Regions from separate parts of the Homo sapiens genome. Here region 2 is linked to region 1. A link is a loop called in an ENCODE intact Hi-C map of the cell type or tissue named here. Cell type or tissue: B cell. All regions are shown on one strand. Each heading gives the region's core, and the rest is flanking DNA. Links, peaks and the distances in the headings are about the cores only. Region 1 overlaps DPH5-DT (DPH5 divergent transcript). Region 2 has its middle 100 kb from the start of DPH5-DT.

Region 1 (12,272 bases), core at 2,769-10,768:
CAATAGAGTAATCTTTATCCATTAAGTGTTATTTCCTATTATTTGATATTACTGATTTAATAAATTTAAAATCTATTATTTATAATAGACAAGTATGTCTAGGTTTCATTTACAATTAAACTAATTAAATCTTGATTAAAGTTTCTGCTTGCATTATAGGTATCCTAAGTAGCCCAGTTAAACTCATTGTACCAATAGTGACACTTTCTTATTAAGAAAGCCCGAGTGTAAAGTATAATTCCTGGGAAGGAATTGAAAAGTCTCTCTAAGACATTAACCTCCAAAACTTTGAAAAATTATGTAAGGTAAGAAAAGAGGGTGGACAAACACAGTGATTTAAGTAATGTGAGTAAAAATCACTTGTGATTGGAGGGTCACTGTTTCTAGCAGGATGGCAAAATACCCTGTATAATTCTGCTACTGAAAATGGCCACAGATGCTGGAAGAAATATGTAACTGAGCTGAGAAGAAATTTAAGAAATTCACAGGTCAAAAGCAAAATGAATACAGAAACCCAGAGAGATAAGGTAGGACTCAAGCTGCCTTTTCCAGGGATTTGTGCAAAATCCTCTTTCTTTACCCTGAGCTCAATTTGCACATTGAGGGAGGTGACAAAGTCTAAAGCCTACCGAAGAATCTAATGATACCTCTGTTGTAAAGAGATCTGTACCCAAATGGCTTTACCAGCACGTTTGGGGTGAACTAGAAATAAACCTGTCTCACAAAAGGGGACAACAAGAAACACTGACAGAAACAACTTTCTCTAGGCCATGGGACAGCAAACTATAACCCCTGGGCCAGATCTGCCTACTGCCTGTTTTTGTACAACCCATGAGCTAAGAATGGTATATATATCTGGAGTGCAGTGGCGCGATCTCCACTCACTGCAAGCTCCGCCTCCCGGGTTCACGCCATTCTTCTGCCTCAGCCTCCCCAGTAGCTGGTACGACAGGCGCCTGCCACCACGCCCGGCTAAGTTTTTTGTATTTTTATTAGAGACGGTTTCACCGTGTTAGCCAGGATGGTCTTGATCTCCTGACCTCGTGATCTGCCCGCCTCGGCCTCCCAAAGTGCTGGGATTACAGGCGTTAGCCACCAAGCGCGGCCTTTTATATTTTTTAATGATTTAAAAAAATAAAAACGACAGTACTTAGTGATGTAAAAATTGTTATGAAATTCAAATATCAGTGTCCATAAATGGAGTTTTGTTAGAACACAGTCATGCTCATTCAGTTATGTGTTGTCTGTGGCTGCTTTCACACCATAGCAACTGAGCTGAGTAGTTGTACAGAGACCATAATGCTTGCAAAGCCTAAAATATTTGCTATCTGGCCTTTTACAGAAAAAGTTCACCAAACTCTGGTTTAGGATTTATAATGGTTAGAAATAGTTTGAGTTTTCTTCAGATTTAGTTCGACTCTCTAACCCATGTGATAATTCTACATAATCCTTTGTTTAAGTAATAGATTCAAAATAAACAATAGCACAGTTATTGTAAAGGCAAAGAAATAGAAATTAAATTACTTTAATTCTGCTATTCTTTGTGACCACTTTGAATCTTTGTGTTTAAAACTTTAAAACAATGAAATAGTGCAAACTTTAAGGTATAATACATGTTTGATCTAAAATTTATTCACAAAATATCTTACTGAATTTTTATTTTAGTAGAAATACATTCTTATTCATTAACTATTACTTTTTTAAGCTAAAGAACAAATTTAAAAACAATTTATTACAGAGGGCAAAAAGCACTAACCCTAAAAGAAAAAAATTGATAAATAGGGCTTCATTAAAATTAAAAGATGCTTACCAAAATATATTGCAAGAAAAAAGTCAAGCCAGAGATTGAGATAAAATATTCAAAATATGTGTATCTGACAAAGGACTTACATCCAAATAAATAAATTCGACTGCTTAAAAATACGACAACCCGGTTTTTAAAATGACTTGAATGACACTTCACCAGAGAAGATATATTCATGTATGTAATCACAGGAAGAAGGTGTGCAGCATCATTAGTTATTAGAAAAATGCAAATTAATATAACAAGGCTAAAATTAATTCTCATACATAACTGGCATAGTGTAAAATGGTGAAAGGACTTTGGAAACCTGTTTAGCAGTTAATTGTCGTATACTCTGTGGCCTAACTCATTTGACTCCTAGTATTTATTCAGAGAAGTGAATACATGTGCTCACAAAAAGACTTGCACAAGAGCGTTTGTAGCAGTTTTATTCGTAATAGCCTCAAACTGAAAGCAATGGAAATACCAATCAGAAGGAGAATGGATTAAAAATATATGTGCGATACAATCATGTGACAGAATACTATAAGCGATTTAAAAATGATCAACTGATACAATCTGAAAGATGACTGAATATCAGAAAGATTATATTGATCAAAAGAAGCCAGATGCAAGGGAATAAATACTGTTTGATCCTGTTTATGTGAAATTTTATAATGTGAAAGGCAAAACTAACCTATGCTGATGGAGTAAGTGGTTGCCTACAGGGGTGAGGCTTGATTGGAAAGGTGCTCTAGGGAAATTTCCAGGATGATACCCCCCTTTTTTTTTCCCAAGACAGGGTCTCACTCTGTCACCCAGGCTGGAGTGTAGTGGTACAATCCTGGCTCACTACAGCCTCGACCCAGGTTCAAGCAATCCTCTCATCTCAGCCTCCTGGGTACCTGGGACTACAGGTACAAGCCACCACACCTGGCTAATCTTTTTATGAAAATTTTTTTGTAGAGATGAGATCTCACTATATTGCCCAGGCTGGTCACAAACTCCTGGGCTCAAGTGATCCTCCTGCCTCAGCCTGCCAAAGTGTTGGGATTACAGGCTGGCCACTGTGCCAAGCCCCAGAGTGATAATCTTGATTGGTTATTGGTTATATGTGTGTATCCACTTGTCAAAACCTATCCAGTTTTGCACTTAAGATTGCATTTCTGCAGCCACAAAAAAGAATGAAATTATGTCCTTTGCAGCAATGTAGAGCTGGATGCCATAATCCTAAGTAAACTAACTCAGAAACAGAAAAACAAATACTGCATGTTCTTACTTATAAGTGGGAGCTAAACAATGGATACACATGGACATAAAGATGGAAGTAATAGACACTGGGGACTCCAAAAGGGGGAGGTTGGAGGGGGACAAGTGTTGAAAAATTACCTATCGGGTACAGTGTTCACCATTTGAGTAATGGGCATGTTAGAAGCCCAATCTTCACTAGTATGCAATATACCATGTAACAAACAAGCACATGTACCCCCTGAATCTAAAATAAAATAATAAAATAAATCTGTGCATTTCACTGTGTAAATTTATTAAGCAAAATAAAACAAAAACTTGGTATTCACATAACTTACAATCAAAATATTCCTAGGACTAATCTAGAGCAAAGATCTTGCTTAGCACTTTAGTTAACTAGTACCTCTGGATACCATTATACATATTGCATTATTTTTTAAAATGGCATGTTATGTGATAGGGTAAAAAATAATTTCCAAATGGAAAGCTGCTTGTCTAAAAATAAAATCAATAAATCATGTTCTCTTCAATTTACCTTCATCATAAATTAAATGCCTATAACTGAGTAATAAAAATAAAGGATACAGGAGATCAGCATCAAACTGTCAAGTCAAAATTAGGATCATGAGAGGAGCGTACTATCAATTAGATGTTTTATGTTCATTATCTCAGTTAACCATAATAATAACTCTGGTAAATAGGTTTAAGCTCCCTTTTACTGTTGAGTCTATTGAGGTTTAGAAAGGTTAAGCAGCTTGATCACAGACACAAAGCTAGTAAGTGTCTGACACTCAGTTTTTGAACCTAGTTCAACCGATTTCAAAATTTAAGCTCTGTCCAGAGTACCCCATATTTCAGAGATCAGTGAGAAGGGGATAGAAAAGCAGTTTAGGATTTACAGGCTGAAATACAGTAGGGTCTGAAGGATAGATCATTCCAGTAAGGCCTAAGGGCCTGGACTACTTGACTGCCCCTTCAGATATCTCTTCCACTGCCAGACCCAGGCCTCCAAGTAATCTCTGCACCTCATCATTTTCCTTTGGGTGCCCTGAAATTCAAAAGCTGGCCCATATATCAGTAGTTCAGCTACACTTGTACCGATGTGATCCATCAGTACTGAAAATAGAGATGAGCCAAGGGGAATAGTGAAGGTAAATCAGTGCAATACATTCCTCAATAGCGGAGGAATATACTGTGTTTCTATATTATGATAAAGAGTAGTGGAAGAGAAAAGCAGAAAAACAAAGGACAAATGGGAAGGTAGACTTAAAGACAGTTGAAAGTATACTGAAACAGGTGTATTTTTCTATGAAGTCTAGCTTTTTAAAGAAAACCATGTTCTAATGAAAAGCAGTGGAAAGAATTATGATATTAAATAGTTGCTGACTCTGAGACCAAATATTGGTATTTGTGCAGATCTTGAAAGAAGTAAAGTGTGGCTTATTGTTATTTTAGGTAAAGTATTAAGAATTAAATAAATGTTTTGAATGTTTAGACTAATGTGGAATATATGAAATGCGCACCAGCACACTTTGAGGAAATGCTTAGTTCTCAGAGTGAAGCCTGCCCCAGTTAAAGCATTCTGAATTTATTCCTAACTTGTCTGCCACTCGCCTTAGACATGCTTTTGGAGACTCAAATGTTACCATCTAGTAGATGAGAGGTTTGGACTATATATGTTCTAATAATAATAACCACTATATTTTATTGATTATCTTCCATATACTAGGAACCACACTAGATGTTTTAAGTTTTCACAATTGGGGTGTGTGTGTGTGTGTGTGTGTGTGTGTGTGTGTGTGTGTGATATTGCCTATCTTATTAATGAGGAAACTAAAATTCAGAGTGTTAATTCTGGGATTTGACCCTGACTCTATCTGGTTCCAAAGCTTTTAACCACTGTGTTATTTTGCCTATCTATGGGTCCTTCAACTTTAATATGCTAAGTTTCTATTTCCTTGAATCAGATCAATAAATAGATTAAAGTTAGATGTAAATCCTTGAAAGTCAGAGGACTTGATTATTGTCTTACTTTTATCTTTATCTTCAATGCCAACTACATTTTAGGCCTGGCTGCATTCAAGTGAAAGGAACCAAACAGATTAATCATAATCTTTGTAAGGAGGATTGTATTTTATCATTGCATTTTGGTTGCCACCACTCATGCGGTCCTCTTTCCACCATGTTTAGCATGGTATTTTGCATGTAATGTACACTCAGCAATTTTTGACTGATTACAAATAGAAAAAGGCTCAGAAATGATCAGTTCTTTTTGGTAGAAATTAGACTCAGTGCTTTCATCCAAACACAACAGCTGTTTAATGTGGAGGACTGATAACAATAGCTGTAAGTCTGAGGTTAAGAGTGACCTTTCATAGCCAGGAGAGGCTCAGAAAGGTCACTCTTAACAAAAGAAATATTTTGTAAATTTTAATTTATAGAGCCGATGGACTTTCTCATGAATGCTAGAAGAAGCCTCTCAGATAATAGTTTTGGCCTTAGGGAGGCCCAAATAATTTGTGTATATATTTTTAGTTAAGAAGAAACATACATAAGATTATTCTTACTGAATAGATATTAAGATTATGTGTCAAAAAACTTTCTACCAATTGTGAAAGTTAAGTATTTTAGATGGCATTTTTATTCCAAGTAATAGTTCTTCTTGACTGCATTAGAGACAAATGAATATTTACCTTGATAAACAACCAATTTAAGTTCTATTTAATCATGATGAAATAATCCTATGCACCCATTTGTCCTAAGTGTACTCTATATGAAGTGTGTTTGTTTTTAATCAGCCAGACTTTAAGTATGACCACTTAACAAAACTGGGTATGTCACAGATAGTTGCAATCTTTCCTGATACCAGAAAAGAATATAGATGACAGCTAACTTTTTAAAGTAATATTATTTGATAATGAATATATTTCCATGTCTTTATACAAAAAAATTAAAAAAAATTTCTAGGGATTCTCTAATATATCTTAAAGTATTACTAATAATGTCTAATTTGTCATCTGTGACATGAAACTAATTTCCATAATGCTTGGCATCTGAACAGCCGTGACTGCACCTGTTGCTGGGTTATCCCCTCAGGGAGTGGTTTTAGCCCTGGGGGAAGACCCAAATAATTTGGTGGTAGAAGGAAGGGAAAATGGTTTTTAGAACATTTCAATTATTGTTTCTACAAATGTATTGCAATAATGTCCTTACTCCCTCAACTCCCTTTCATTTATCAGCTCATTGCTATCCTGCTTCCTTCTCTAAACTATACTGAAGCAGATCATGCTAGGTCACAATTAACTAAGTGTCAAATTCCACGAAGAAATTTAGGCTCTTAACTTATGTGACCTCTTAATAGGGCTTGACACGGTTGATCATCTTGATGATCTCTGCCTTTTGGCTTCTCTGATCCCTTTCTTCAAGTTCTCTGCCCCTCTGACTACTACTTGTCAGTACAGACAGTCCCTGACTTACAACAGTTCAGCTTATGATTTTTAACTTTATGATGGTGAGTGATACATGTTTAGAAAAGGTGTGCTTTGAGTATCCCTTCTTTTCACTTTCAGTACAGTATTCAGTAAATTACATGAGCTATTCAACACATAAAATAAACTTTGTGTTAGATGATTTTGCTCAACTGACAGCTCATTTAAGTGTTCTGAGCACATTTAAGGTAGGGTAGGCTAAGCTATGATGTTCAGTAGGTTAGGTGTATTAAATACATTTTCAACTCAAGACAATTTCAATTTATGATGGGTTTATTGGGACAGAATCCCATCATAAATTGAGGAGCATCTGTATTTCTATACCTTTGTTTTCCTGTTAATTGTTAGATTTGTTCTTTACTCCTGTGAAAGTTAGTCTTATGTGTCAACTTGTCTAGGCTGTAGTATTTGGTTATTTAATCAAACACTAATCTAGATGCTGCTGTGAAAAGTATTTTGTAGATAAGGTTAACGTCTACAATCAGTTGACTTTAAAAGAGATAATGCAGTAGGTTGTATGCACTCAGTTGGAAGGGTTTAAGAGCAAAAACTGAGAATTCCTAGGGAAGAAGAAATTTTGTCTCAAAACTGCAGCATTAACTCCTGCTTGAGTTTCTGGGTTTCCAGCCTGCTGATCAGCCCACCTTAAAAATTTCAGACTTCTTGCCCTACAGGTTTCAAACTGTCAGCCCCTACAGCCACACAAGCCAATTCCTTTAAATAAATCTCTTTAAAAAAATACACACTCTCATATACGTATACATGTACAGATACAGATCAGATACAATTATGCCCTAGTATTTATGAGGGATTGGTTTTATGTCCTCCCTACGATACCAAAAGCCAAGGAAGCTCAAGTCCCTGATATAAATGGCATAGTATTTGCATATAACCTATGCACATCCTCCTGTATAAATCATCTCTAGATTACTTATAATAACCAAGACAATGTAAATACTATGTAAATATACCATATTATTTAGGCAATAATGACAAGAGAAAAAAAGCTTGTACATGTTCACTACAGATACAATATTTCAAATATTTTCAATCCATAGTTTTTTGAATCAGCAGATGTGGAACCCACCAATACGGAGGACCAACTACATTTGTTCTGTTCTCCTGGAGAACTCTGATTACAAATCCTTTTATCATTTTATTCATCATGCACTGTCTATATAATTCTTCCGTTTCACTTCTTCAACTATGTTCATAGTATATCTTTTACCTCAGAATATTTACCTCAGTCTTTTTTTTTTTTTTTTTTTTTTTTTTGAGACGGAGCCTCACTCTTTCGCCCAGGCTGGAGTGCGGTGGTGCGATCTTGGCTCACTGCAAGCTCTGCCTCCCGGGTTCACGCCATTCTCCTGCCTCAGCCTCCCGAGTAGCTGGGACTACAGGTGCCCAACACCACACCCGTCTAATTTTTTGTATTTTTAGTAGAGATGGGGTTTCACCGTGTTAGCCAGGATGGTCTCGATTTCCTGACCTCGTGATCCGCCCGCCTCAGCCTCCCAAAGTGCTGGGATTACAGGTATGAGCCACCACGCCCGGCCAGTCTTTTATCTGAACTCCTAATCAACATTTTCAACTACTATGCATCCCTATATTGATGTCCCAATCCCATCTTAAATTCAGCATGTCCAAATGAAATGGTTTTTTAAATCCCCACCTCAACTCCCTTCTCTCCCTATTTCCAGTCTCAATTAATGGCAACTCTACACCTAATTATCCTGTGTAGAGATCTCTGAGCTATTCTTCATAACTTTATCTGAACTCTGAAGCAGCTGAAGTTTTTTGTACTTGGTTGAAAACTGTTCCCCCAAAATCCATGTCCATCAGGAATCTATGAATGTGACCTTATTTGGAAACAGGGTCTTTGTAGATGTAATCCAATTAAGATGAGGTCATGCTAGATTAGAGTGGGCACTAAATCCAATGACTGGTATCATAAAAAGAAGAGGGAAATTTGGACATAGAGACACACAGAGGGAAAATGGCTATGTGAAGAAGGAAGACGAGACTGGAGTGATGCCACAGCTCTAAGCCATGGAATACCAGGGACTGCCTGAGGCCACTGGAAACAAGAGGCAAGGAAGGATTCTTCCCCAGAGCCTTTGGAAGGAGCATGACCCTGCAGACACCTTGATTTCAGGCTTCTGTCCCCTGGAATTGTGAGAGAATAATTTTCTGTTGTTTTAAGCCACCCAGTTTGTGGTAATTTGTTACTAGAAAACTAGTACAAAATTCATAGTCCCTTCATATTCCTCATTTTCCTTGTTTTAAGGAAGACTTAATTGTACCTTTTAAAATTTATTTTTACTTATTTTAGAGACAGGGTCTCGCTATGTTGGCCAGCTTGTCTTGAACTCCTTGCCTCAAACAACCCTCCTGCCTCAGTCTTCCAAAGTGTTGGAACTACACAGGCCTCGTATCTTTCATAATAAAATTCTTTCATTAAATTTTAAGAGTCCACTAAGATCTTCATGAGCTCTTTTCCCTCCTTTTTCACTTTACTGTGGGATTAATCCAAAACCCTTTGCCCTTCTCTTCATTCTTTCTCCCACTGGGACCACTCCCAATCTAGTGATTTTAATCACTGCTTCTATGTTAACTTCTAAACCTAAATTTCCAACTTTGACCTATCTTTTTACCTTTAAATCCTATGTTTTCAGTAACAGTAATTTTAAATTCTGTATTTTAAAAAATATTATAGGCATTTTTCTAGCAAGAGCCACATAGCCACTTAGCCCGTATGCTAAAGACTTTACATACATGTTAAATATTCGCAAAAACCTTATGAGGCCATTACTCTTATTATCCCCCAATTGAAAGATGAGAAAGTTGTGTAAGACACTGAGTGGTAAAAGAACTTGCCAAAGGTACGACAGTCAGTAAGTAGTGGAGCTGGGATACAAACCCACCATAGTGCGCTTTAAGCACATAGGCAACCCAGACCTCTTTGAGAATATGGTGAAAACTATGGTCGTTCACCACAAAAATAATACAAAAAGTTTCCTATAAAATATTAGAAAGTTCATACATCTCTTAGAAGTCTTTATGGATCCCAGGTTAAGAACACCTTTACTGGATTAGCCGGGTGTGATAGCACATGCCTGTAGTTTTAGGAGGCTGAGATGGAGGATCACTTGAACCCAGGAGTTCAAGACTGCAGTGAGCTATGAGTATACCACTGCACTCCAGCCTGGGCAACAGAGCAAGACCTTGTCTCTAGAGAAAAACAGAAATTGAACAAAAAACATCTGTTTTGGAAAGAACTGAGTCACAATAAATATAATAGTAATAAGAAAAATATAGCTAGATTCAATGGTCTAATTTTCTTCATCAGTTTGATTCTCCAGGAAAGTGTAATTTATTTTAGCAAATTTAGTAGATCTTTATTTTAAAGAAAATAGTGAACATCATGCTTATTCATTTGAGCATGTAGTGAATGACAAATGTAGTGAATGACTCCAAATCCAGAAGGGAAGACAAAACATGTAAACCAAAAATTACAATATGATGCAACAGTTATGACAAGAACAATAATCTTTGTGAACTGTGCAGAATAATATGAAAGAAAAGTACTGTGTTGAACACAGAGATCAGGTAAAAAATTACTATAATCAGGTAAGAATAAAATCCATGCAAGAGATGAATATGGAGATTCTAACCTAAGGCAGTGGAAGTGGTGAGAAAGGATTAAATCCAAGGGTTACTAAGGAGGAAAATGCCGTCCGAGTTTAGTGGCTGATTAAGTCAAGATGAAAGTGAGAAAGGAATGAAGAACAGCTCATACATAGGATGATTAGGAGTAGAGATGCCATTAACTCAGATTAGAAATAAGGAGAGAAAGGAGTGAGGTGGGGAGAAAAAAACATTCCATTTTGGACACATGATAAATTATACAGAAATAGAGATTCAGAAATAGATATATAGACACAGATATTATATAGTTATGTAACCTAAGCATATTTTTAGGCAAAAGTGGGTGACAGAGGGAAGGTTATCAGGTATAATTGTGAGGGGGTTAGTTGGATAGGAGACAGCATACCTGTTTCTCTGAAATAAGGGGACAGACTGCATTCAGCAGTTCCAGTAACAGTTCAAGAAACAAATGACTATTATTAATCATATATTATTTAAAATAGTATCCACTTGAGTGTTTGTCTGATTTTAAGTTGTAGATGTCAGTTACATATTTATCCAAGAGATCCATTTTTTTCAAAAGCAAATCTGAAAAGCTTATAATTAAAATTGACTGTAGCCAACATGTTGGAATCCAAAGTGTATTTGATAATTTTCTTACAGAAAATGTTTTAGGCCCACCAAGGAATTTAGTCTAGTGTAGTTAGAACCTATAATTTCACACTCTTTCAGAGTAAGCCTACTAAAAAATAGTTCTTTTAATAAAAGTGTGCAAGTGATTAAATCCTAGTCAATTACAAAATGTGTATTTCTGTGATGGCATGTGTATTTCAAAGCTTTGAATGTTAAAATGCAACTTGATGCTCTTCCTTAGCATGGTTAAATTCAGCATGATATCACCCTTTGTGGGAGTCTTCATGAGGGTAAATACAGCTTAAATAAGTGAAGTTTCCTGGTATTGAAATGGCTTTGTTTCTGTGGGTCTTGATTTAGTTTTATTTGTTTATGCAAATCAATGAATAAATATACATCCATGGAGACAATATATTCAGATTATACATTTATATTTAAAACCTTTCTTTCCAACTTTTTATTTTACAGATTTGTTCAACTTACTTTAAATCACTAGAATGTAATTAAACACTGCCTTCTCAGCTGGAGAAAATAGGCTGTTCTCACATGGTTAGGCTTTGTTAAATAACAATAGATTTAAATAAAACTTCAATATACTAGAATATGTTTCTTGAGATACTATATGGCTTGATTTTATAATATTAAGATTCAAAACATTGGCATTTACAGTTGTGAGGGACCATAGAGGTTATCAATTTGTGTCCTTTTTCAGATCAAGAAATGACAGTTCAGAGCAGTAGGTTACCCAGAGCCAAGAATAATTATATAGTGGATTCTATATGCCAAGCTCTGCTCTAAACAGTTTACATACATTTTATGTATTAACTTATTAATTCTTAAATTCACCATTTTACAGATGAAAAAATAAACATTCAGAGGTGAAGTCACCCAAGAACCCTCACCTAGTAAGTGATGGCCCTGGGATTTGAACCCAGGTATTCTTCCTTTCAGTCAGTGCACTTAACTATGCTCCCAGTTTCTACAAAGGGCAGTGTTGAGACCCTGAAACCATTTAACCTTCTGATATGGTTAGGCTTTGTGTCCCCACCCAAATCTCATCTTGAATTGTAATCCTCATAATCCCCACTTATCTAGGGAGAGACCTGGTGGGAGGTGATTGGATCATGGGAGTGGTTTCTCCTATGCTCTTTTTGTGATAGTGAGTGAGTTCTTATGAGATCTGATGGTTTTAAAGCATCTGGTATTTCCCCTGCTCATGCTCTTCTGTCTCCTGCCACTATGTGAAGAAGGTCCTTGCTGCCTCTTTGCATTCTGCCATGATTCTAAGTTTGCTGAGGACTTCCTAGCCATGTGGAACTGTGAGTCAAGTCTCTTTCTATTATAAATTACCCAGTCTCAGGTATTTCTTTATAGCAGTATGAGAACGGACTACTACTACTATTACTACTACTACTACTACACACACTCACATATGTTAGGTGTAATATACTGATTTTGTTGAATTACATTTA
Region 2 (12,272 bases), core at 2,308-10,307, 77 kb after region 1:
ATAGGGAACTTACATTGAACAAGGTTTGCGTCTCTTGGTGTTATTTCCCTAAAAGTGAGACGACACAGGGACCATTATTATCAAGGAGGGGACAGAGTAGAACCCTGACACCATATGTCGCCCACACCCGAAAACATGGATAACAGTGATGCTTTACCTTTCTCTTCTCCTTCATTCCCCACATCCAGATATTCACCGCTCTGCAAATGATGCCTATTCAGTATCTCTTGAGTGTATCCACTTTTCTTTCTCCCTGTCTCTCTAACATAAATTAGGCCACCATTGCATCTCACCTGAAATTTTGTAATAGCCTCCTGACCGCAGCCACTCTGGCCTCATCCAGTTCATTCTCCTTGTGGCAAAGTGATTTTTCTAAACTGCAAATCTCCCTCATGTAAAACTCTTCAATAATTTGCAGCTGCTGTCATGAAGTCCATTCTTCCTTATGTGGCTTATAAGGCCCTCCAAGATCTCAACCTCCCTCAACAAATACCACACACCAGACTCACTCGTTTACCCTCTTATTTACTGAAACTTCAATTCCTTGAATAAGTGATGTTCTTACCTCTGAGTTTTTGCACATTTCCCTCTTGCCTCCCCAGCGTCATCTCAGCATCTCCTCACTGGAGCATCACTCCACATAGGTCCTGAATGCATTAGATGTGTTCCGTCTTGGGGCTAATTGTATCTTCTCTAACTCAAATGCGCCCCCCCAACCCCAGTTATGAAGTATAGCTATACTTCATTACTTTGACTCCAACATGTTACTCTCAACAGCTGTATGGAAAAACCTAAATGAGGAAGAACATACACTTTAATCCTATCCTGAAAACAGATTAAAAATTTTGAACTTTTTTTTATTATACTTTAAGTTTTAGGGTACATGTGCACAACGTGCAGGTTTGTTACATATGTATACATGTGCCATGCTGGTGTGCTGCACCCATTAACTCGTCATTTACTTTAAGTATATCTCCTAATGCTATCCCTCCCCCCTCCCCCCACCCCACAACAGGCCCCGGTGTGTGATGTTTCCCTTCTTGTGTCCATGTGTTCTCTTTGTTCAATTCCCACCTATGAGTGAGAACATGCGGAGTTTGGTATTTGGTTTTTTGTCCTTGCAATAGTTTGCTCAGAATGATGGTTTCCAGCTTCATCCATGTCCCAACAAAGGGCATGAACTCATCCTTTTTTACGGCTGCATAGTATTCCATGGTGTATATGTGCCACATTTTCTTAATCCAGTCTATCATTGATGGACATTTGGGTTGGTTCCAAGTCTTTACTATTGTGAATAGTGCCACAATAAACATACGTGTGCATGTGTCTTTATAGTAGCATGTTTTATAATCCTTTGGATATATACCCAGTAATGGGATTGCTGGGTCAAATGGTACTTCTAGTTCTAGATCCCTGAGGAATCGCCACACTGACTTCCACAATGGTTGAACTAGTTTACAGTCCCACCAACAGTGTAAAAGTGTTCCTATTTCTCCACATCCTCTCCAGCACCTGTTGTTTCCTGACTTTTTAATGATCACCATTCTAACTGGTGTGAGATGGTATCTCATTGTGGTTGTGATTTGCAAAAAATTTGAACTTCTAAGAAACTGTAGTGGAGAACTAATAAACAGACTACTAGAAACGAGACAATAGAGAGACTCTTTTTTCAGTAGCATTGAGAAAACTAAGGGGCTGAGCCAGAACGCAGACAGGTTTTTCAGGTAGTGCTAATAGTTGCAAAACAATTCCAAATAATGAATTGCTTATACTACACTATAATAACTTGCTCATGTTCACTGAGCTGGGGATGTTCCCAGACCAGTGGAAGGAGCAGAGGTGTTCTTAACCAACTGGGAAGTCTGCACAGTAATAGCCCCCAATGCTTAGCTTCTACTCTGTCATGTTCCCCTGAGTTATCTCCAGACCTGTATTTCTAGTCATGGGTTGCATGTTGCATAGTACTTCTTGGGTGGGGGGGTCCCACAAGCACCTCAAAAACAACCTGTGTAGAACAGAATTTGTCATCTTTGCCACAAGACCTTTTCCTATTTTCCCTCTCCTAGTTATGGCACCACCATCCACAAACAACCAAGCAAGAAACCGAGATATTCATTATACCTTCCATCTTACCATCCGCATCCAACCTTTTACCCTCTCCTCTTGACGTGACTTTTAAAATTTCTCAAATCCATTTACTTCTCTTCATCCTCACTGCCTCTACTTTTACGTGAAAGCTACACTTGTCTCTGAGCAATAACAGGTCCTAACTGTAACAGGTCCTAACAATAACAGGTCCTAACTGGTTTCCCTTCAATCTTACCTCACCCTCATTCATTCGCCATACTGCAGCCAGGGTGATATTTCCAAAGTTCAATTACGTTACTACTCCTGTTTAAGACCTACAGTGATTGCCTATTACCCTCAGGATAAAGCAGTTGGTGAATATTTGCAGAGTGAATGAACAACATTTATCTTTTCAAATCATCAGAATAACTTTAAGGTTGGACATTATTCCATTTTTCAGGTAAGGGCACTAAGGCTAAAAGAGCTTTAAGAACTTACCCCACAGTTAAATGGCCAGGTTTGTCTGACTTCTGAAGCTGTACCCTTTCTATGTCACACTGCCTGTCTTTTCTATTCAAAGATGGCCTTTTCATGCAGACGGTGAAGAAAGACTGCTGATTGCATAGTGGATTTCTGTCAGTCATGCAGAAGTAAATAATCTCTGATTCCAATAATGTTGTAGCAATTGCTTTACAAAATTATCTTGCACTGCAGCAAAACTGTAATTAACCAGAATCTTCAATTAAACAGAGTTTGTTTTAAGAGCATTCGGAGGAAAGACATTGCAAAGTTTAAGGCAAAATAGCCATATTACCACCAAACACAAGCTGATGGGATTTTTTTTTTTTTGAGACAAGGTCTCACTCTGTTGCCCAGGCTGGAGCACAATGGTACAAACACAGCTCACTGCAGCCTTGACTTCCCAGGCTCAAGCAAACCTCCTGTCTCAGTCTCCTGAGTAGCTGGAACTACAGGCATGTACCACCACACCTGGCTACTTTTTAAATTTTTTGTAGAGATGGGGTCTCACCATGTTGCCCAGGCTGGTCTCAAACTCCTGGCCTCAAGCCATCTTCCTGACTCAGCCTCGCAAAAATGCTGGGATTACAGGCATGACCCACCATACCCAGCCCACAAAGGATTTTTAAGAGATGTTTCCAAGGTATAACTTTGAATTTTTACACATTGAGCTCCATGGTTTATATTGTCTTCTATGGCATGTATAATAATATTAAATAGAGCTTGTATCAGAATAGTGCCTGGCACATAGTAGGTGCTCAGTAAATATGTGAATAAATGAATAAATTAAGGAATGAGAAAAGCAAAAGCCTCAGCAATTTAAGATCCAGGATAATTTTCTTATTTATGGTTGTCATATTCTTCCTATGAAGGGAAGATAGTAAATGAATATATTTTAGCTAGGTTTTTCACTATGTAGGTCAAAACAACAAAAGAAGAGTGTTCTTATCCTTGCTAAACTAGACAATTCATTCAATCAAAACAACTTATTTCCCAAATATACTGGTAAAATATGCATATTAGCCTAGTTTTTAAAGTTTCTATTGAAGTTTAACATATACTTGTATTTATATTTAACTATAGATTTGGCCACATTGAGAAAGAAGATCGACAAAGTTGGTTGAAATGGAAGTTTTGAGCTTATTTGTAAATTATAAATATTAGAATTATCCCAGTCTACATTAAGATTTCAGATTCCCGGCCCAGCGCGGTGGCTCACGTCTGTAATCCCAGTACTTTGGGAGGCCGAGGCGGGCAGATCACGAGGTCAGGAGATCGAGACCATCCTGGCCAACCAACATGGTGAAACCCCGTCTCTACTAAAAATACAAAAATTTAGCTGGGTGTAGTGGCACACACCTGTAGTCCCAGCTACTCGGGAGGCTGAGGCAAGAGAATCGCTTGAACCCAGGAGGCAGAGGTTGCAGTGAGCTGAGATTGTACCACTGCACTCCAGCCCAGGTAACAGAGCGAGACTCTGTCTCAACAACAACAACAAAAAGATTTCAGATTCCCTCTGGGTCATCTTTTTCTTAACCCTCTTCACAGTAATATACTGTGGAGTTACCTAACGTATCATAATTTTAATCAAGTTTAATTTATTATCATATTTGTTATATCAAAACAAAAGTAGAATACTCATTTTTGGAGTGAAATGTACATTTTTACTCAGGGAAAAGGTACCACTGGAATTGTATAGATCGCATCCTATACTTCTAGGTCTTTATTTTCATAATAAAAATTACATTTCTAATATTGTTTTCAATATTTTAATAAATAAAGCTCTAATATGAAGAATTTAAAGATGCACAACTGAAGGAAATTAAATCTTACCTCTCCTTCAAAAAAATCAAATCATTATTTGTATTACTGTTTATAATGTCTGATCTGCTTTTGGGCCATGCTGTAAACAGGGCCAGAAAATGGGGGGGGGCGGGGATGGAAATCAAGCTTGAGTTTCCATTGCAATGAAATTATGATTTGGTTATGATACACTGACAATTTGTGTCATCTGTTTTTTTTTCCTCTTTCACCCAGGCTGGAGTGCAATGGCATGGTCTTAGCTCACTGCAACCACCGCCTCCCAGGTTCAAGCGATTCTCCTGCCTCAGCCTCCAGAGTAGCTGGGACTACAGGCGCGTGCCACCACACCTGGCTAATTTTTGTATTTTTAGTAGAGATGAGGTTTCACTATGCTGGCCAGGCTTGTCTCGAACTCCTGACCTCGTGATCCGCATGCCTCAGCCTCACAAAGTGCTGGGATTACAGGTGTGAGCCACTGTGCCCAGTCCAGTTTGTATCATGTTTAGTTACATCCTCACTGTTTATGAATGTAGGTCTAATATCCCACTGCTTCTAAAGGAATCCGTATGGGAAATTTATATTTATTAGCAATCTCAAGGGTTTCTGATGGAAATGAATCGCATCCTGAGACATGGATGAGATTATTTTAGTACTAGAAGTTTTGATACATTTAATACAAAGTTGTTTTCTACCATGGCATAATATTGAAAAATTTGAAAAATCCTGGGGTGGGTTAACAATTATGTTAATATTAAAGATTATAGATTTTTCAGAACCCCTTTTTGACAAGACTTGGGCTTCTGGAGACTGCGATTACAACTGTTTGCATATCTATCTGGCTGGGGAAGCACAAAGTCACACTATTTTTTGTTTGGGGAACCTTCTCTGATTCTTGAATCACATAAAGAATAGCCACAGTAAGCCTGGTGTAGAAACACATCTTCACAACAGGTTTTAGAAGAGGAGGAAGTGCTGCATGCATTGTGCATCTATGCAAATTCACATGACTCTGTGTGGGGGCACTTTATGCAGGAGAATCCATCTAGCGTTGCTTTCCTCCCTGAGTCTCTGAGGGTTGGGCTTCCTTCCTGCTGTAAAGTGGGGTGGGAATCTCTCTGAAACCACTCTATTTCCCTGCCTTGTTTTTTAACTCCCTGTGAGCTATGCACTAGATCAAGCTCATTCTCTTTGTTGACACGCTCAGCTTTGCCTTCTCATGCATCTGACTTCAATGTTTTTCATAGTCTTCAAATGAACTTTGTATGAAACAGAGCAGCTGTCTGTAACAGATAACAGCAAAGCACCCAGGTCATAGACCAGTGTGGTCAGCCGCCCCTTCCTAAGCTGCAGTCTGCTTCTTTGAGGATTACCTGAATTCTCAACTGCCAGAGTTCAAGAAAATCTGATCATGGTTTGATTCCAGGAGAGAGAGAAAAAAATCAGTTTAAAATTCAGAGTATTAATGTAATCATTTATGAAAAAAAGAAACCTTTAAAAGTCTGTTTCAGAGAGTTTAAAGAGGGAAAGAAGCAGGAAGGAAATCCCCTCAACAGTTTTATTTAGAAAAAATAAAATTATGTCTATGCCACCTCCATGCTGACAAAAATAATGCAGAAGAAGGACTTGGTGAACACATTTTTAATTAGATCACTGATGTTCACAGGATCAGGTACAAGAGCACTGGACATAGTCTACTTGATTTATACTCATTACTGCATACTTAAAAGAATTTCACACACTGTGCTGCTCCTTCTCAGGCAGCTTAGTGGTTATTGTGGATCATGAACCACACCTTTTTCATCAGATAAAACTAAAATGTGATGATGAGGGGAGAAAAAGCCCTATGTTCATTAGCCAGTGCTTATAAAAATATACAAGACATCAGATATCTGAGATGAAAATCTATTTATTAGACTTTTCATTAAGTTTGTGGCAACACTTTAAACAGTAATATTGCTTATCAAGTCACCTTTTATTGGGCTAAAACCTCCTGCAGCATCTAAGCTGAAAGAAGTCTTCACTGATTCATGCTTACATTTGAGTTTTTAAAACAGCACCTCTTCAGGTAAATTACTTTGACAGTTATTTTGCATACACCAATAAAACTTCACTTGTGCAGTGGACAATCTACATTAACATATTTGATGGTCCTCCAAATTCCCAAAGTCCTTTTTCTTTTCTTTAAAAAAACTTTTTTTATTTCCATAGTTTTTGGGGAACGGGTGGTGTTTGGTTGCATGGAAAAGTTCTTTAGTGGTGATTTCTGAGATTTTAGTACACCTATCACTTGAGCAGTGTACACTGTACCCAATGTGTATTCTTTTATCCCTCATCCCCTCCCACCCTTCCCCCTCAGTCCCCAAAGTCCATTATATCATTCTTACATCTTTGTATCCTCATAGCTTAGCTCCCACTTATAATTGAGAACATATGATGTTTGGTGTTTGGTTTTCCAATCGTGAGTTACTTCACTTAGAATGATGATCTCCAATTCCATCCAGGTTGCTGCAAATGCCATTATTTCATTCCTTTTTATGGCTGAGTAGCATTCCATGGTGTGTGTGTGTGTGTGTGTGTGTGTGTGTGTGTGTGTTTGTGTGTGTGTGTCACATTTTCTTTATCCACTCATTTGATGGGCTTTTAGACTGATTTCATGTATTTGCAATTGTGAATTTTGCTGCTATAAACCAAAGTCCTTTTTCTAACCCAACTGAAGCCCTTAAATTCCTAGTATATAGAAATTTGGAAGCTACCACTGTCATCAGATCTTTTGATTCTAGCCTTAAAAAGCTCTAGAATACCCTCTTTTTTATCCTCACCACTAATGACACATGACAAGCCTTTGAAGTCACTTCTAGGAAAGCTTCTAACTCATCTGATTGCCTCCTGTCTACTCTTTACATTGATGATGGAATCGTCCTTTTAAAAGTGGCACTGATAGTTTCACTCTTCTTCTTAAGAACCTTCAGAAGAGTGAAAACAAAATAGGTTACAAGAGTGACATGATATTTAATCACTTTAGCCTCTGAGGCACCTGGGTGGGAGAAAGCAGCTAGAACCCCAGTTAATTGCCTCCGACCTGAAGCAGCTTCTGTCGGTAACCCAGCATATTATACAAATATTACTATTTTTATTTAGGTCACTACATAAAAGCTCCAAAAGCACTGCTGTAAAGCAACGGTTCTTAGCTGAGACCTGAGAACTCCCAGGAGAGCAATGTATGGGCGTTAAGATATTTGAGATACTCCATAGGTTTCTGGGGAGTGGATCCATAGGAATTATCTATTCTTGAGGGGACTATACCTGTTAAAAAGTTAAAAACAGATCCACAGTACACGTTGGTTTTAAGCGGTTCTATACTATCTGCATAACCTCAGCAATAACCATTTTTTTCCCCATGCATCTTGCATTCCAGTCACTGCAGGCTACTTGGCATTCTTTTCAACTTACAGAGGTTCTTCAGCCCTTATCCTTCTGCAGCGTTATCTCCGTAGCGTCCTATTTCTTACCTTAAGCTTCAGCAGTGATGAATCGTTGCCAGTTCTCTGAAATCATTTTCAAGGGTCAATGCCCTGTCATATGCTATCATCAGCTTGGAATGCTCTTACAATCTGCCTGGTGAACTCCTCCATATCGGTCAGCACCCACCTTAAACTCCGCTTCTCTATAAAACCTCCTCTTACTCCTCCCAGAAGAATTCATTGCTCTTGTTTTCATGTTGCCACTTCATTCAACATTAATTTCATTAATTTCTACTCATTCTAATGAGCTTAATATGTTTCTCCCCACTAGACTTTATGCTGCTTGAAAGTAAGATCTCTAATTTATTCATCTTTATATGCCTAGCATATTGTTTTTAGTTGACACTTAATATACATTTGTTAGATGGTTGCTCGTCTATCCCCACTTCCATATGTGAAACTTGGACTTTCTTTGAAGATCTGGGTAAAATGCCACTTCTGAAAAACCTCTTGACTCCCCCAGGTCAGGGGCTACTCTCTCCTCTATAACACAGTAGTTCACACACAAGTCTACTGCATCAGTTATACCCAGTTTCTTACCTTGCTCAGGCGTAGAACTGAGGGACTTCAGTTTGCAGGCTCAGCCCTGCTCAGTGCCTTGGCTTAATCCTGACAAAGGAAGCAATTGCAGCAGTGATTTCAGACCCACCAGTGAGTGTCTTACCATACCCCCCTCAACACCACCACCACCACCAATAACAACTCCTTCATTTTTTCAGAGCTCTCCTATCTTTACCTGCCAGCCTTCTCTCTCTAGAAACTGAAACTGTATAGCCCTTATCTGGGAGGCCTATTCCATATGAGAGGATTTTGCAGGAATCATTACATTCTATCTTTCTGCTCTTAGTATTTCTACCCCACCTTAGAAATCAGTGCTCAACCAGATATTGCCTAATATTGCAGACTGAACTGCTTACCACTATGTTAAGGAAGAATGACCTTACAGCCAGGGTAGTTTTTCTGACCAAGGTCAGCTATGTCTGTTTTCTGCTCTGTTCTTCCCCCAAAGTGCCTGGAGCTAATTGTACAGTCACAGTGTTTAACAATCCATAATGCTTAACACAATGATTTATCATAGTAGATACTTAACATGAGCGAATGGACAAATGAAAATCCAGTTATGTATATATAGAACTGGATGTTTAAAATTATATATTCATATATATACACATATGTGTATATATATGAAGTATATATGTATTTTTATATAAGCGTATATATGTATTTATATATATAAGCATATATATGAACTATATATATGAAATACACACACACACACACACACACACACACACACACATATATATATATATATGAAGTAATGAGAACTGTGGTGAAAACCTTGTTTACAGGAGACAGCTATTCCTTGGCCCTAGTCATTTCTCGACACATGAGAACATGGGCCCAGGAATACCAGATTTTCTACCTTTTCAAGAAAAACTGAACACTCAGATTTTTCTGTGAATTTTTTGATATTTTGGCTGGAAGAAGCATGGTTCATGTCCAGTGCACCTGTACAGGATAAAGCAGATTAACATGCGGTTAAGTCAGATATTAACAAGGGTATAACATATAGGCCAGTTCTCCCTCTGTGATTTTTAGTGCTAGCTGAGTGTCAGTATTTCTGGAAAGAAGGGACAGCAGCAAAAATTCCATGCACAGGAGTTATCATGATAGAAACCGGCTTGATTCTTTTGATACTCTGCCACTGTTCTCTTCAGCCGATGATATGCCAATGTAAGAAGATCCAGGAAGTGAGCCACTGGTGGCATTAGTAATCTGAGACAGATAATTTGAGTTATGTTGATTGAAGAATAACTGTGATCTAGTAAGGAGATTAGTATGATTCCTTTATTATCTCCTGCCAATGGCTTATTAGAAGAAGAGCCTGGCACAATATGGGCTCAATAAATACTTGTTGAATGCATGAATGAATGAATGAACAAATATATTGTTCTGTATTTTTGGAAATTTTTGGAAAAGAATTCAGTATTTTTTTCTGTGCAAATTTTCCCTAATCAAAAGAGCCTTACCAGGTATAGTGAAGACAGTATGCTAAGTGAAATAAATCAAACACAGAAGGACAAATATTGTATGATTTCACTTACATAAAGTACCTAGAATAACCACATTTATAGAAACAAAAAATAGAATGGCAATTACCAGGGGGTGGGAGTGTCGGTAACGGGGAGTTGTTTAATGGGTAGAGTTTCAGTTTGGGAAGACGAGAACTGTCTAGTGATGGATAGTGGTGATGCATGAACACAAATGTGACATACTTAATCCTACTGAATTTTACACTTAAAAGTGGTTAAAATGATGGTCTTGGGAAAGGCTCCTGTGTTGTTGAACCTGCTCAGTTGTGGGTGCAGCCTTGTACCAGGCAGCCCAACCCTGACCTAAAGTAAATTCCCAGGAAAAGTCTTTCCTAGGTTGTGAATTTGCAGTAATAGGTGTGTGCATCCTAGCAGCAGTTTGATGATCATGTATGAAACTGCAAACAGGACAAAAACAAACAAACAAACAATAAATAAAATGGTTAAAATGGTAAATTGTATGTAATGTATATTTTGCCATAATAAAGAAGTGAATTATTCATAATTGTGATCTGCATTTCTGGTTTATATGGGGTTTTTGGTCAGGCTCCTTTTGCCTTTACCCTACTTCCACCCAAATTAATTTGTATATCCCCTGTATATTTGTACACACATAAAAATGGCGTGTGTGTGTGTGTGTATGTATGTGTGTGTGTGTGTGTGTGTAGGCACTTAGATAATCCAGAGACTGAAATAGGTAGGAAAAGTATACATTAATCTCTTTGCAATTTCACAACTTGGTCTTTAGAGAGTCTTATTTCTCCAAATATGCTTCGTTCTAGTTCATTATTTTTTTTTTATTTTTATTTTTTGCTTTTTTTTGTTTGTTTTTTGAGACAGAGTCTTGCTCTGTTGCCCAGGCTGGAGTGCAGTGGCTCTATCTCTGCTCACTGCAGCCTCTGCCTACTGGGTTCAAGCGATTCTCATGCTTCAGCCTCCCAAGTAGCTGCGATTACAGGCATGTACCATCACATCTGGCTACTTTTTGTGTTTTTAGTAGAGACAGGGTTTCACCATGTTGCCCAGGCTGGTCTCGAACTCCTGGCCTCAGGTGATTTGCCTGTTTGGGCCTCCCTAAGTGCTGGGATTACAGGCGTGAGCCACTGCGGCTGGCCTAATTTTAGACAGCTTTAAATACTGATGTCATGTGGCAATTCCCATTGCATGGATATTGTCTATTGGGATTTGTTTATCGGAAGTACTGCTTCTGACTTTCAGAAGAATATGAGAAAAAAGCATGATGTCCACCTCTCTTTCTCCAACCTCATTTCTAATCACTCCATTAAGTCTCATATAACTTCATGCCTGGACAATTATATTAGTGTTCTACTTTTAACAGTTAGCTCATTCAATGTATACTGCACTATTCAACCATATTGATTTTCTGAAACATAACCTTTTCCTAATAGATGACTTTATTTCCGATTTCACAAAGGTTATATCAAGCATGGGTGCTCTTAACTTCCTGCCCTTCCCCTACTTCTAGATACTTCTATAAACATCTCTGCATGCTGTGACCTTGCCTGCTTTCCCTGTTCCAGAAGGAGAGTTTCACACTCCTACTTCCTAGCTAAGGCTAATCCAGCCACCTGTGCTCCGGCTTTCATTCCCTCCCACCTTCTCCAAGACCTACAGCTATCAGCTGCCTCTTTTCTTTCCTGTGTCTTTAGCTTCTTCCTCTCTTTCAGCTCCTTCCCTCTAGCCTATAAACAAGCTCCAGTCTTTTGCAGTTTGCAAAACAAACAGTGCTTTTCTCACCATCCTGAATTTCTCCTTCTATTCATTCTTAAACCTCTTGAAAGACTGAGGTCTGTTCACTTTCTCCACTTTCTTCCCACTCCTACAGGCTCCTGCCACCCCTCAACTGAAAGTGCTCTATGAATGTTACCCATGGCTGCTTAGGTGCCACATCCAGTAGGCAGTTTTCATTATTTATTTATCCAATCTGTCTGCAGTTTTGACAAGTTGGTTTTTAAAATCTTTCTTTCCCTGGATTCCAGGGAACCACTTCTCTTAATTCTATAATTGTTCCTTGTCCCTTTTCCTCTGTCTACCCTCAACTATTGTGCATCCTATTTTGCCCTTTGGAGTCCCTTCTCAGCCTGCACAGAGTTGACAATTCCAGGCCAATGGCATCACCATAGGCTAATGACTCCAAAATGTCTCCCTCAGCCTCAGCATTCTCCCGTTTTCTAAACTCAGTTGCAAACTGAACATGGCCACCTGGATGTGCAGTATAATTCCCTTTCCCCTGAGCTACCCCCCA

Evidence for each region. Peaks named below come from ENCODE experiments on the same cell type or tissue, not always from the same donor. Only the 100,000 strongest peaks of a DNase experiment are listed, where the experiment ranks them.
Region 2: it touches region 1 in a loop (7-fold over the local background); 4 of 110 quality-filtered maps call a loop at or near these places.

Annotation. Positions count from the first base shown.
Region 1 is chr1:101,045,775-101,058,046 of GRCh38, forward strand. The region is part of intron 1 of DPH5-DT (DPH5 divergent transcript); the gene reads left to right. Among named protein-coding and RNA genes, the nearest start is that of DPH5-DT, 26 kb to the left of the region's middle. RefSeq lists an enhancer at 7,859-8,359. In B cell, for the core only: no CTCF peak of the experiment used is centred there; DNase peaks (open chromatin) are centred at 6,137 and 7,250; H3K4me3 peaks cover 2,111 bases; H3K27ac peaks cover 6,839 bases.
Region 2 is chr1:101,122,924-101,135,195 of GRCh38, forward strand. It overlaps LOC124900440. Among named protein-coding and RNA genes, the nearest start is that of DPH5-DT, 100 kb to the left of the region's middle. RefSeq lists enhancers at 4,653-4,752, 5,171-5,220. In B cell, for the core only: no CTCF peak of the experiment used is centred there; a DNase peak (open chromatin) is centred at 5,428; H3K4me3 peaks cover 1,015 bases; H3K27ac peaks cover 2,563 bases.